Linked DNA regions of Homo sapiens: region 2 is linked to region 1. Evidence: chromatin contacts called from ENCODE Hi-C or POLR2A ChIA-PET data. All regions are on one chromosome and are shown on one strand. Each heading gives the region's core, a stretch centred on a gene start or an enhancer-like site at or near the end of the contact. The rest is flanking DNA. Distances are from core to core; before and after follow the strand shown.

Region 1 (7,526 bases), core at 3,614-6,113:
CAAAGTCCCTTAACACTGGCGTTCAAAAGCCTTTGGGTGCTTATATTTAATTGTGGGTGTGTCTGGCATTTCTATAATTCACAACACATGAGGTCGCAGTGTGAGAACTCAAATCAGTAGGAGGTGGAGAGCAGTCCAGTTTCCCATCCCACTCCCGCACGCTTAGCCCTCGCCCCCGACTCCAAGCTGGGGGCGACGGTGCAGATTCCCAGCTCATGAAAGCAGCCCAGGCGTCTGCCCAGAGGTCGCCTGCCTTCTCCTACCAAGAAGGAAAGGAGCACGGAGACAAACCGACTGACTCAAAAGCCCTTCTTTCCTAGGACTCCTGCCAGGACAGGAGGAGAAGTTGCCGCTGAGACGAGGAGACGGCGGGAAGCCCTGCAGATGCCCCAAGCCCACTGAAGCCACAGGAGGGGAAGGGAGGAGGCTGCTGTGCTTTCTGTGTACCTTGTTCTCTGCCCAGAAGGGTCAGCACAGCCAGGCAGCCCCGAAACCCAGTGGAGGCTAAAGAAAGGAGGGCCCTCTCTCCTAGAGAAGGCTCAGTAGGCTCCCGAGGAAAGGGAAGGAGCAACTTTTTCCGTTTGACTTCAAGGAGGAGGGGGAAAGGGTACAGAATCAAAATGTATGGCACTTGCGATTCAGTTGGCTTATTTCTGAAAAAATTGGGGTAGATTGGGCGCCCAATGCACCATAAGCGTTATGTGTGTTTGTAAACACACACGGGGGTGTACACAGGGGTAGGGGTCTTAGAGAGAAAAGTAAAAAGGGAAAAGAAGGAAAGTAGCAGAGGCTACTTTACACATAAAAGTACATAAATAAGTTTACTTATGAAGACCATGGTTTCCCACTAACAGCCCCATCTTGGTAGCAGAATGGGACAAACTGTCACACACGCACAGTGAATTGTAAATAGCAGGGAATGGAAGGACAATGCTCATATGCATTGGATGTATAATAAGAATACATATGTGACCTACATATGTCTGTTTAATTAGGACAAGTGTCCATCCCTAGTGAAGATTGATTAGTCACTGTGACCTTGTTTTTGAAAGGATAATGAGAGCAGATGAGACTTTTGCTTTAACAAACTTACTTGGCCAAAATTTTAAAAGCTGGCAATTCTACCTTGCTACCAATCCTGATTGATTTGTTGTTGTTGTTGTTGTTTTTCCAACTTTACTTGTCTCTGATATTGAAATGTCTAGGAACTGTAACCTATGACATGGAAGTGCTATATAATTTGTTTTCAAATTTCAAGCCTCTTTAACTAATGTGGATTTTTATTAAGCAGTTGTTTGACATTCAATGTCAGATGGGTTACAAGGAAAGCTGATGTTTAGAAGGATGTACTGTGTGTTGGGCATCATCCCAGACTCTGTCTTTTAATTCGGGTCGTAAAACTTACGCATCTTTATACAGTAGATACGACTTAACCCAATATTTTTTCAAAAGAGAAACAAGTTTTATACCTTGCACAAAACCACAGGTGGTGAAGGCAGAATACAAACTGAGGGCCTGTCTGACTCAGAAGCCCACGATGTTTCCTATCCTATCTCCTCAGTTACCAAAAAGAGGTTCACAGCACTGGACCAGAGAGAGACCTTGGATGTTAACTCCACCAGCCTCTAATTTTGCAGAGAAGAATGCGCTACAGCAGAGGTTAGGTTACTTGCCTAAGGCTTACTCAGTAAATTTGGTGATGTAGCTAAATTCATCACCAAATTTGGCTGCCACTCAGTCTCTAAATCGCTTGCCTGGTGTCCTCTCCACCCTCACCCCCACCCCTACCCCAGCCGTGCCCCAGGCACTATCCATAGATGAAAAGAGACAGCCATCCTCAGCACCCTCCAGACCAGAGCAAGCTGAGAACAGTTGATGCCTCCCCAGAGCTCCTGACACAACTCCAGTGCTGTGGAGGAGGCCCATCCCACAGAGCTGCTGCAAGAAGAAGATGCTGGGAGCTGAGCTGCTCCCTGGCAATCGCCTCCAGGCCAGCTCAAGCCATGCTAAGGGATGGGGGTCATAGGGACAAAAGGGCATTGTGTGTGAGAGAGGGAGTGGGGAGGGAGTGTGGGGAGGAATGCACTGGCAATTTCTTCCTCTCCCAAAGCTTTCCTCGCCCAGCTGTCTCGTGGCAAAGGAAGGACCCTCCCTGGAGGGGCTGGCAGCCCACCATGGATGCCTGGAGACTGGAGCTGATTGATTGTGTTATTAGATTTCCTCCAAAGGACAGAGGGCTTCATTTAGCTGGCATTGTGTCACTTGCTACAATGGCCCCTGAGTATATAGACGCTGCCTTATGCCGTTCCCTTTAATTCCCTTCAAATAGGGACATTTAAAAAGAGTCCAATAACATTTTTCTGAAAGGAACCTCCACCTCCTTTTTTTAAAGAACAGAATCATTTGTTTCCAAAAGGGGGCCCTCCAAAAGAAGCTGGAGGAGCAGAAACCATTTTAATAGCATCTTCTCTTTGCTGAATTGTGTCTTCATTTTACACTGCGGCTTTATTCTCTGCCCCTTTGACACAGCCAGCTGCCTTTCACGTTCCAGCTCAGAAACAGGCTGGCTTCAGGCTGTAACAGGCACCAGCTTCCAAAGCCCTTTCTCCAGATGACTCACGTTAGCTTGTGTGAGCCTGTGAGCCCCACACCACAGCTCCCAGACCTTTGTTCCTTTGCAAAGTGCATTTAAGCTCCAAGTACTAAAACAGTGTCTACCTAAGTCTCCTGCCTTACATTGGAGTGAAATAATTAATTACACAGTGGAGTGTCTGGTTCCTATCTTGTTCAGGTTCATCCTGTTATCAACTCAGCAGCTGGAGGAAGTGACATCACGTGCCCAAGCTCGGCTTTGAAGCTGGAGGTGCATACCGAGACACTGTATGTGGTACTGCACTCTGGCCAGGAAACATCACCCTTGGACCATCTGTTAAACTATTTAAAAAAAAAAAAAAAGTTGGGACATCAGTTTCTTAACTAGAGTTTCAAATCCTATTGTTCAAATGGTGAGAAAAGCCTTTTGTGAATTCTGCTCTTAGCCTGGAAGGTTATAAAAGGAGTGGAGATAAGTTCCTGCAAGTGTCTTGAAAATTAAATCCTTTTATAGAAAGCATAAATATATGTGGGGCTAGGTGGGGGGAATGCTCCACTGAGCAGGCTCCCATGTAACTAGTGAAGCAGATCCATTTAATGCTAGTCACCAGGATTTCTTTGCCCGAGTATTCCAAGCCCTGGTCTGGGGCTGCTTTTCTACTCCTATGAAAAAGTGCTTTATCAACTGCTTATCTCAAGTTTTTCTTAGTGAGTAACAGCTCTGGGAACTCTCTGTGTGGATCTGAACAGCATGCAAAATCATTTTACTTTTAAGACAAAAGACATTAGCTTCCTGTAGCTTTCTTAGCCATCTCTACCTCTCTTCCTTTCCCACCCACTTTTCCCTCCCCTCCCCTTCTTCCAACCCCCATGGCACTAAATAAAATGCTTAGAAAATGAAGGCCACAGCTGCCCTTTCTTCCCATTAAAACAATCAAGAATGATGGTGGGTTTAATATATTTGATTAGAGAAACTCCAATTTGGTGCACTTGAATCAGCTGCCTTTGTCTTCAGCTCCCGATGGCCCGATTTCAGTGGAATGTCCTCTGCTGTCCACTGCCAGCTCAGGCTGGGAGAAAATTCAGACGCTGAAAGCATTGGCTTGGCATGCTCAGAAACACGGTATTTATGCTGTAGAAGATGCCAGGCCCACTTCTTCCTAATCAGAGGGAGCGCCACTTCATTAAATCGTGGTCACTTACTGGTGACCCTCATAGTTGTAGCCCTGGGGGGCCTGTGGTACTCTTTAGCAATGTTAATTTTTCATGGATTTTATTGCTTTCCTTCATTGATATTGGCTGTTGAAATTCCAGCCTGAATCCTGTTCAAACAACCCAGGAGATTCTGGTACCCAACTTGCACAGAGGAAGTTCAGAGAATAATAATCACATTTACATATGGAGTCTCTTTCATTCAAAGAACAAATAGAAAACTAATGGAAAATAAGAAAATGTGTCATCATTTCCCCACAAGGTGTTATTAAACAGGTTTGAAATATTGCCTGGGCAGCCCCAAACTTGTAGGGTACTTGAGAAGGAATTGATCTCCTTGGGGGCTGGAGGCTTGGCAAACACAGCTTATTTGCACTTAAAGTTTATAGAGATTTTTAGGAAGGGCTCTCTTGAAATATTCTAAATAAATGTATGCTCCAAGAATAAGTACAAGAATGAATTCAGGATAAGAGTTTAAATTCCTATCAAAGACATATTGAAATGCTACAGAGTTTGTAGGGGTTTATTTGAATATATTTTAATCCCTACCATGGCCAAAGTCAGAGATTGGAGTTAGATGGATGAGGTCACAAAGACTGCTAAACTCATTTTCTACACTTTTATGAAGCGAAATCCCCACGTCTCCCAGTATCCACCCCAAGTCAGCCGCCTAGCTGAGCCCCTGCCCAGTGACTTCTCCACCCAGGCTCTGTGGTAGGAAACCAAAGCCCAGGGACACAGCCAAGTTAGAAATAGCATTCAGGCTTTTGGGTCCCAGTGTCCATGCCCAGTCTGTGAGTTGGCCTGTCAACAACATGGACAAGGGACATGCTGGGTTCTGCCAGGCTCAGGAAGAGTGGCCCGGGAAGGAGGGCTTCCCGTCCTCCACAGCCCTGGCAGTGAGCATCTCGCCATCACCTCAGGGGTGGGTGGGTGGGGGCTGGATGTCACTCAGAGACCAGTGTGGTCCCCATCAGCTTTGCAGGCGCTGCAAGCCCAAGTCCTCAGAGGAGACCTGGTTACAGTCTGTCTCCACACTCAAAGGCACTCTGGTCGTGGGGCAAGAAGAATGAGCACAGCCTTCTGGGAGGGACGGTTTCCCAAGAGCAGCACCCACACACAGGGAAGGACTCTGAGAGAAGGTGCCGAGCCTGGCGGTGTGAATGAGCTCCATGCTTCTCCTTGGGAGAAACGAAAGCCTTTCTAGACACTGAGGGAGCAGAGTACAGGCAGCTAAGGCCCACACGGCCCCCCAAGGTGCATCAGATAACTTTAGTTACAAAAATACAACAAAGAGCTGGCTGCATTTTACCTCCCCTTCCACTGTAAAAGTCGAGATTTAAGATTCCTGTTGTATAAGAATTAATATGAAAAGAATTTTGTATCCTATTATGGCATTGTGTTATAATAATGGAATGCTCTCCCCGCCCAATCTGGCTTACTGTCCCCTAGATCTTGCCAATGATTATTCAGTTCCACAGTGTGTGAGTGTTGCTGTGGGGACAGCCTCCTGAGCCTGAAAGAAAGAGGCCATGAATGCTTCAAGCTGGAAAACGGCATAGTCAGCCCTCCGCCCCGGGCACCCCTATCTACGCACACTCAGACACACACACGGGGACACACACACTTCACCCAGCGGTTTTACTATCTTCCAAGCTAACCTGGACTTGCATGGGAAGTTTAATACTTGGACAACTGCAGCTGTATGAGCAGCTCATTGTCTCTGACGTGACACACAATGGGTTCCAGAAAAGGAAAACAAAATACTCTTTAAACTGTGCTGCATTCTGTTTGGAAATCGAGAGTCCAGGCAAAGGGTTTTCCTTGACAAACCAGAACAGGGGTGTTGTTGCTGCACTTTAATTTTGCTTGGTAACTGGATCTTGTTCCCCTGAGCATAAAGATTTAACAGAGTTTCTCCAGAATTTACCAATTCAGAGAGTTCTGAACAGCTAAGTAGGGGTGGGCAGGGGAAAATGTGTTTTTAACTCATCACATGTCCGCAGGATTCTTAAGGAGAAAACGGCGACCGGTTCTTTTCCATGTCCCCCGGAACAAAGCAAGGAGAAATGAACTTCAGCTGCAGCAGGTGAGATTCAAGTGAGACATGAGAAAAGTTTTCCAGCCTGAGGAATGTTGACTAGAATGTATCACTGAGTGAGGATGCTGAAACACTGCGGAAGATCCATGGGTCTGGCTAATTACCGCGTAGTAAGGGGTGGAACCCTTGGATTCTACGGAAGCTCCTGGCTGGTTAGGTGCTGATAATGGTGTGTTGTTTCATTTTGTTTCAAGATTTCTAGTTGTTAGGCTCCCATTGTCACATATTTCCCTCAAATCAACTCCCTCTGAATCACCCTATTTGGAGGGAGACACTATTCTCCATTTCCGCTCGGCCACTTCCAGCCTCACCCGCTCTTTATAATCTTCAGTGAGGAAATGCCTCTCACAGTCACTCTTCCTTCCCTACCATGGCACCGAACCACAGATTCCCAGCATTGAACAATGGCCATGGAAGATGTATCTGGTTGAGTTTGTTGTTTGTGTTTTTTTTCTTTTCCTTTTTCTTAATAGAATTCCTTCAATTACACGTATGTTTTCAGCAGCCGGGCCAATCCTCCTCCTCACAGGGGTGAGGTCAGCAAACCCAGGAAGCTCTCAGAGCCAAGAAAGCCTCAGATCCAGGAGGAAGTAGTTATGGATGCCCATAGCTGAAGTGCTCTGTGTCCACTGGAAGTAAAAGGAGCAGGTTCCTGCCGAAGAATGTACAGACGACGTGAAATCATGTGTGGCTACACTGAAGCTAAAGGCTGCCAGCCAACCATAGCCAGTTGGGGATATAAACCTCTAAAAACCAAAACTGGGGAAAAATGGCTCCCCATTTTCTGAGGTACTCTTGGAGCACAAGCTGAATGAAAACCAATCATCATTGCCCTGCCTAGCATGAAGCAGAATGAAAAGAAGGCAGATAATATTTCCTCCCCTGAACCACTCATCCATATCTGCTCTATTCAGATATTTGTGCCTAGGCAACTGCACCCACCCCTCTCAGCATTTACCCACAGATCCTCAAAACCAAGCCCTAGCACAATCGACTCCAGTGAAAATTAAAAAAGCTATCCCAAACATCTCCAAGCTTCTTTCCTCTGCAACTTCCCTCCTTCTTCTTCATCACCAGTTATACCACCAAAGTATCTACAACTGCTCAGATGCAGGCAAACTACCCTGAAAGTGCTCACATGTATTTCTTCCTTCCCTTGAGGGTGATATTCTACAGTAATTCCATTATGTTTACAAATAGAAAAGTTATTTCAATACATCTGTATATTATATATATGTATATATATACACACATAGCTTTTATATCACTGACACAGTGTTACATGCAATAAAGAGAGGAATTATTTATATCAGTACAATTTCCAAATTAGTAATTGCTCGCATTGAATTAGGTACTGTACAAATGGATTACAATGCAAATATATAAGCTATATACAAGCTTATAATTTTGAAAATATTCAAACTTGGGACATTTACGGGTATGTTTTGAGATGTGCCTATACCTGTGCATCACAACAGTGCCATAGGTCAGTTTTTCTGAGATTCAGGTGTCCATCGGATCTCCTGATGAGCCACAGGCCCTCAGAGAGGTCTACATGGTAGCTACAGGTCAACAGATGGCATGAACAAGGGCATTTCCTCCAGCCGAAGACTATGAGAAC
Region 2 (7,526 bases), core at 2,234-4,733, 350 kb after region 1:
AACACCTGGGGCAAACTCCAGAGATGGCATTTCCACTGGCAATGACAGGAATCGGGCCAAACACCACACATCCCCCTGGACACTCTTGACGTTCAATACATTCACAGAAGCTTCCTTGACCACTCCTGGGCCCTGTGACCCTATCAGGCCAAGGAGCTGGTTCACAGAAAGTGAAAGATTCTGACAAGCAGAGTATTTTCCCTCTGAGCAGGTGTGGTTCCTCACTGAAACAGGAATCCTCTTTATTCCACAAGCGAGACACAGAACAAACAGTGCCCCAGGCCGGAGAACTGAGGCCAGACCTGCTTCCCAGGTGACCCCGGTGTCCACAAAATAAATGCCCCTGTAGGATGGGGATCATCCGCCTGCCTCTTTGCACACACTAGTCTCCTGGCCATTCTCCTGCGAAGGCCTCAACCTCCCAAAGCCCTTTAAAAGATAACATTTTTTCCATCCCCTTTTAATTATCTTGAGCCAATGGGGACAGGTTCAGACTCTGTCCCTGATTACTTTGATGGGTAAATCCCCTGCTGCTCGGCTGAGGAGGGCTCTCAGTAACCTCAGTCCAGCCATCCAGCTCCCCACAGCCCCGCCGCCAGGAAGAGCCTGGCTCCACAACCCCGTGCCAGGCCCTTGACTTCCAGCCAAGCGTACCCACTCACTCTTTTCCTGTGCTTTCCTGATTTTTAAAAGAGCTGGCACGGGGGCTCATGCTTGTAATCCTGGCACTTTGGGAGGCCAAGACCAGAGGATCTCTTGAGCCCAGGAGTTCGAGACCAGCCTGGCCAACATAGAGAGACTCCCATCTCTGCAAAACAATTAAAATAGAAAGATTATTGGGTGGGTGCAGCATACCAATATGGCACATGTATACATATGTAACAAACCCACACATTGTGCACATGTACCCTAGAACTTAAAGTATAATAATAATAATAATAATATATATATAAAAGATTATTGGGGCCAGACGTGGTGATTCATGCCTGTAATCCCAGCACTTTGGGAAGCTGAGGCAGGCAGATCATCTGAGGTCAGGAGTTCGAGACAAGCCTGGCCAACATGGTGAAACCCCATTTCTACTAAAAATACAAAAATCATCCAAGTGTGGTGGTGGGCTCCTGTAGTCCCAGCTACTTGGGAGGCTGAGGCAGGAGAATTGCTTGAACCCAGGAGGCAGAGATTGCAGCGAGTTGAGATCACGCCACTGCATTCCAGCCTGGGCAACAGAGCGAGACTCCCTCTCAAAAAAAAAAAAAAGATTATTGGGTGTGGTGGTGCGTACCTGTAATGCCAGACACTTGGGAGGCTGGGGCAGGAGAATCCATTGAGTGCAGGAGTTTGAGTCTGCAGTGAGCCATGACAGTGACACTGAACTCCAGCTGGGGCAACAGAGTGAGACTCTGTCTTGGGGAAAAAAAAAGTAGGAAAGAGAGTTTTTACATACCCTTCATCCAGCTTCTCCTACTGTTAATGACTTACATACTGATAGTACAATAATCAAAACCAAGAAATTAACTCTGGTATGATACTGTTACCTATACTTGGATTTCACCAGATTCTCCACTAATGTCTTCTTTTTCTGTTTCAAGATCCAATCCAGGATCCTTTGCTGCATTTATCCTCATGTGCTCTGCAAGCTGAGACAGTTCCTCTGTGTTTTCTTGTCCTTCAGGACCTTGACAATTTGTAAGAGTCCTAGTCAGATATTTTGTAGGATATCCCTTAACTTGGGTTTGTCTGATGTGTTTTCTCACCATTAAACAGGTTATACATTTCTGGCAAGATTCCCACAGAGGTGACGTGCCCTTTTCAGTGCATCATATAAGAAAGTATATGAGGAAACTGAGGCCCAAGAGCTTAAATAATTTCCTCAAAGGCAAATGGCTAATAATGGACAGAGCTGGTACTCAAGTTTGCACAACTAAAAAGGCGTTGGTCTTTTTACCTTTCCCTAACTTCCAGAATGTAGAAACCATACTTTAAGCAATATACAGGTTATGTAATACATGAAACACAGTGTGCTATATTATTGCAGGTACAATATGGATATACAGGCCAGGCGCGGTGGCTCACGCCTGTAATCCCAACACTTTGGGAGGCCAAGTAGGGTGGATCATTTGAGGCCAGGAGTTCAAGACCAGCCTGTCCAACATGGTGAAACCCTGTCTCTACTAAAAATACAAAAATTAGCCAGGCGTGGTGGCATGTGCCTGTAATCCCAGCTACTAGGGAGGCTGAGGCACGAGAATCACTTGAGCCTGGGAGGTGGAGGTTGCAGTGAGCTGAGATGGCACCACTGCACTCCAGCCTGGGCAACAGAGTGAGACCCTGTCTCAAAAAAAAAGTACATGATGTCGATTTATCTTACCACTGGTGATGATAATCTTGATCATTTGGCAAAAGTGGTATCTTCCAGGTTTTTCCACTGTAATCTCATTCTTTTCCCCCTTTATAATTAGAAAATATTTGAGGGGAGATGCTTTGTAGATTTGGAGATGCTTTGATTATGTAGATATCCTATTTCTCCCTTTTGCCCTCTAACTTACCATTCATCAGTAGATCTTTCTAAGGCAATTATTACTGTGATATTTTAAGGGTGATCTTCCATTTCCCTCTTATGCAATAGAAGAAAAGTAACGGGTAACTATTGTGTATAAACAGGGTGTCCACGTGATTTGTCATTCAAACCAGGACACTTTTGAAAGTGAAAGAGGGTACTGTTAATAACTACAGTATGGCAACAAGCGTAAGTTTGTCCTGGGAAAACTGGGATGCACAGTCACTCTATGTGTAAAATTGACTCTCCAGCTCAAAACAACAGAGACGGGTCAACATTTACTGAAAGTATCTGTATCTTCGAGAAAATCAACAGCAATCTTTGGTGGGGTTTTGAGGGGAAACAGATCATCTTATAGCTGAGTTAAATGTGCAAAGGAATAGAAACTGCTGGCTTGTGGAAGATAATTGTGAAAGAGAATCAAGGGCTAGGAAGCAGAAGCCATAAGCAGCCTAATATACAAGAAATAATCCCCCTCGTCCAATCAAGAGAGAATGCAAACCTGCCTATGAACCAGCTGAAAAGTATCTGTTCCTGCGAAAGGGACTAGTATGTCGCATAAACTCATTAGTCTTTCAAACCCTAAACACTTTCTTCTCTCATATCAAGGCCAATTTTGAGTATTCTGTTTAATAATTTCCTTCACACATCTAGTCACTTAGATCATTTCCTTTTAGAAGACACTAAGCCACGAAGAAGGTAAAATGGGGAATCTCACCAGGGAGGGCGTGTTCCCTCTGATGGTGTTCTCCTATATTTATTTGGAAAAGGTTTCAGACCCCAGCATCTGCCCAAGCTGTCTCCAGTTGGTCTATAGTGGGAAACACCTCTTTGGCACAAAGTCATGACCCAGTATTATTTTTTCCCATTCTACTGAGGAGGAAACGGAGCCTTTGTGAGGGGCAAAGGATCTGTTTAAATTCCTGACTTGACACAGTAAGCGGCCAGAGTAGGGATGACTCATGCTGTAGCTATGGGCCTCCTCTTTCAACTTTAATGGGAATAGTCAACATCCTATTATTTGAATGTTTATCCTGGGTTCATATTATTTCACACAGCGAAAGGCATTTAATGGTAGAAATATTTTCAAACCTAAAAAGTTAAAGGAGAGGAAAATCTTCCACATATCCATACTGGAGACAATGGCGTGGAAGAAACCCGTACGGAAGATCAGAGATTGTTTGATAAATCTGTCACCTTATGTGGAAAGCCATAGTGTCTATGAATAATAATTTCCAGCTCAGAGGATCTGATGAGTGCTTCAGTTAGACCCTGCCCCCAGAGTGCTCAGAACATAATGATTATTTTTCTTGTTGTTGTAAATATTAATAAGCAACAACTGTAGCCTAACACTGTGCGGAAAACTTAAAAACTAGTGATACAAAGCAGATAAATAACTCTAGAAATTATTCCGGGCATTCCTGGAGCTATTCAAGATAGAGGATAGGGCATCCAAATAGTCATTTCAAGGAATTATAACCACAAGAGTTTTCAGCTAATGAATTTAGAAGAAATGGTAGAACTGGGCCAGGCATGGTGGCTCATGCCTGTAATCCCAGCACTTTGACTGAGGCAGGCGGATCACCTGAGGTCAGGAGTTCAAGACCAGCCTGGCCAACATGGCGGACACCCATCTCTATTCAAAATACAAAAATTAGCTGGGTGTGCTGGCATGTGCCTGTAGTCCCAGCTACTTGGGAGGCTGAGGCACGAGAATCACTTGAAGCTGGAACCCAGGAGGCAGAGGTTGCAGTGAGCTGAGATCACGCCAGTGCTCTCCAGCCTGGGAGACAGACCAAGACTCTGTCTCAAACAAAAAAAAAGGAAGAAGAAATGGTAGAATTAGAATATCACCATTTTGTAATCTTCATGAAATAATGACAATAACAATGGTCATCAATGGCTGCTAATATCATACAAAAGGCAAGTGGACATCATGTGCTTCCCACCCTGTCTAGTCGCAGAATACTATAAAGTATTCTTGACAAAGACTGGACCTAGGCTAGGCGCAGTGGCTCACGCCTGTAATCCCAGCACTTGGGAGGCCAAGGTGGGTGGATCACCTGAAGTCAGGAGTTCGAGACCAGCCTGACCAACATGGCGAAACCCTGTCTCTACTAAAAATACATCAATTAGCTGGGTGTAGTGGCAGGTGCCTGTAATCCCAGCTACTCAGGAGGCTGAGGCAGGAGAATCGCTTGAACCTGGGAGGCGGAGGTTGCAGTGAGCTGAGAGCTTACCATTGCACTCCAGCCTGGGTGACAAGAGCAAGACTCCATCTCCAAAAAAGAAAGAAAAAAAAAAAGAAAAAAAAGACTGGACCTAAATATGACCAAGCCTCTAGATCTAGTTTTCAGGTTACACAGGGGCAGAGAAATATACTAATGGCACCATGAGGATAAAATCAGCAAAGTCCAAACTATGAGACACGCTACAAATGACACAGTTTCTTAAAAACAGTACCAAAAAAAAAAATGGGGGTGACCTGTACACTAAGAAAAACTCTTAGAATACATATCAAAAAAAGCAATGTATTGCCAGGCATAATGGCTCACGCCTGTAATCCCAGCACTTTGGGAGGCCGAGGCAGGCAGATCACGAGGTCAGGAGTTCAAGACCAGCCTGGCCAACATGGTGAAACCCTGTCTCTACTAAAAATACAAAAAAATTAGCCAGGCGTGCACCTGTAATCCCAGCTACTCGGGAGGCTAAGGCAGGAGAATTGCTTGAACCTGGAAGGCGGAGGTTGCAGTGAGCCGAGATTGTACCACTGCACTCCAGCCTGGATGACAGAATAAGACTCTGTCTCAGAAAAAAAAAAAAAAGCAATGTATTATAATATGGATGTTATCTGGATTCTAATTTGTATTAACAAATCATAAGAAAAACCTAAAAAGTAAGTGAGAAAATGTGAACATTGTGCTAACTGGGTATTTGATAATATTAAGAAATTTTATTCTTTATGTATTATGCTGCGTTTTGTGGTTATGCTTTTCTTGTTGTTGCTTTTTTTAGTTTCTGTGCACATATATAAACACAATGTCATTAGAAGAAAACATAAGAGAATACAGGGGAAAGTAAAGATTTCTTGATGAAGACACAGAAAGCACAAATCACAAAAGAAAAAAAGTAATAAATTGAACTTCATCAAAATTTAAAATTGTTCATCAAAAGGCACTCAAGAAAATAGGTAACATTAGGAGAAAATATGTGCAACACCTGTGTCTGAATATATATTATATCTAATCTATATCATGTACAAAGATATTACATACTTATATACACATACATTCCTATAGCTTATATGCAGAATATATACAGACCTCCTACAACTCAATAAAAAAACAAAAAATAATAAAATAATAAAAAGACAATGCAATTTAAACATGGATAAAATACTTGAATAGACACTTCACAAGACATACAAATGGTCAATAAGCACATGAAAAAGCATTCACCATCATAATCATCAGGGAAATGCAAGTTAAAATCATAATAAGATACCACTACAAACACTAAAATAGCTAAAATTAACAAGATGAAAAATACCAGATTTTGGAGAGGACATGGAACAACCAGAACTCTCATGCATTGCTGGTGGGAGTGTAAACTGGTACAGCCACTTTGGAAAACCATTTGGCATTTTCTTAAAAAATTGAATATACCTATGATCCTGCAATCACATTCCTAAGTATCCCACTCAAGAGAAATGAAAATATAATGCCCACAAAAAAAATGTGTACAAAAGTGTGTATAGCACCTTTATCCATAATAGTCAAAAATTGGAAATAGCCCAGATGTCTATCAACAGAAGAATGGATAAACCAACTGGTATATCTACACATTGCAATACTACTTAAAAATAAAAAGGACCTAGCTGGGCGTGGTGGCTCACGCCTGTAATCCCAGCACTTTGGGAGGCTGAGGTGAGTGGATCACTTGAGGTCAGGAGTTTGAGACCAGCCTGGCCAACATAGTCTATACTAAAAATAAGAAAATTTTTAGTATAGACTAAAAATAAGAAAAATTTTAGTCTATACTAAAAATAAGAAAATTAGCTGGGTGTGGTGGTGCATGCCTGTAATCCCAGCTACTTGGGAGGCTGAGGCAGGAGAATCCCTTGAACCCGGGGGGCGGAGCTTGCAGTGAGCTGAGTTCGCACCCTTGTACCCAAGCTGGGCAACAGAATGAGACTTCATCTCAAAACAATAATAATAAAAATAAATAAAAAGGACCAAATTATTGATACAAGCAACAACATGAACGAATTTCAAAAATAATACGCAAGTAAAAGAAGCCAGGAGCAAAAAAATGTACATAGTAAATGATATGATTCCATTTATTTCAAATTCTAGAATAATAACCAAGGATTATTGAGGATGAGGATACAGTCACGTACTGCATAACGTTTTGGTCAGAGATGGACCACACATGACAGTGATCTTACAAGATAATAGAGCTGAACATTGTCTATCACCTGGTAACATGGTAGCTGTTGTACTGCCCTAGAGCAATGCATACTTGTGTGTTTGTGGTGATGCTTGTATGAACCAACCTACCGCACTGCCAGTCATACAAAAGTACAGCACATACAATTATGTACAATACATAATCCTTGATAATGATAATAAATGACCATGTTACTGTTTTTTATGGTTTAGAGTGTACTCCTTCTACATATATATATATTTTAAATGTTAACTGTAAGACAGCCTCAGGCAGGTCCTGCAGGAGGTATCCAGAAGAAGGCCTTGTTATCATAATAGGAGATGACAGCTCTATGCATGTAATTGCCCCTGCAGACCTTCCAGTGGGACAAGATGTGGAGACGAAAGACAGTGATATTGATGATCCTGACCCTGTGAAGGCCTAGGCTAATGTGTGTGTTTGTGTCTTCGTTTTTAACAAAAACATTTAAAAAGTAAAAATATAGGCCAGGTACAGTGGCTCACACTTGTAATCCCAA

The links. Hi-C counts contacts between places; a loop is a spot of excess contacts on that map. ChIA-PET counts read pairs that join two places held with the same protein, here RNA polymerase II (POLR2A). Pooled maps may share reads with other maps.
Region 2: a map of endothelial cell of umbilical vein shows a loop between it and region 1 (9-fold over the local background). The contact joins two enhancer-like sites. A Hi-C loop is called at or near these places in 1 of 168 maps with a recorded cell type or tissue (endothelial cell of umbilical vein) and 2 of 50 pooled maps. POLR2A ChIA-PET finds 5 or more read pairs at or near these places in 1 of 52 experiments (activated CD4-positive, alpha-beta T cell).

What each region holds. Positions count from the first base shown.
Region 1 is chr13:40,188,139-40,195,664 of GRCh38, forward strand. The region is part of intron 1 of LOC124903162; the gene reads right to left. It overlaps LINC00332 (long intergenic non-protein coding RNA 332), which reads left to right. Exons shown (of 4, transcript NR_046870.1): 4 at 321-892. LINC00548 (long intergenic non-protein coding RNA 548) reads right to left here. Exons shown (of 6, transcript NR_033877.1): 6 at 6,371-7,526. Among named protein-coding and RNA genes, the nearest start is that of LINC00332, 10 kb to the left of the region's middle. Within about 2 kb of position 4,864, at least 11 of the 41 ENCODE cell types and tissues checked have a DNase peak (open chromatin) inside an H3K27ac peak, as active enhancers do; they include endothelial cell of umbilical vein, where a contact is called at or near this core.
Region 2 is chr13:40,537,073-40,544,598 of GRCh38, forward strand. No RefSeq gene overlaps it. Among named protein-coding and RNA genes, the nearest start is that of LINC00598, 60 kb to the left of the region's middle. RefSeq lists a silencer at 500-794 and enhancers at 3,110-3,659, 3,660-4,209, 4,210-4,757. Within about 2 kb of position 3,484, at least 7 of the 41 ENCODE cell types and tissues checked have a DNase peak (open chromatin) inside an H3K27ac peak, as active enhancers do; they include endothelial cell of umbilical vein, where a contact is called at or near this core.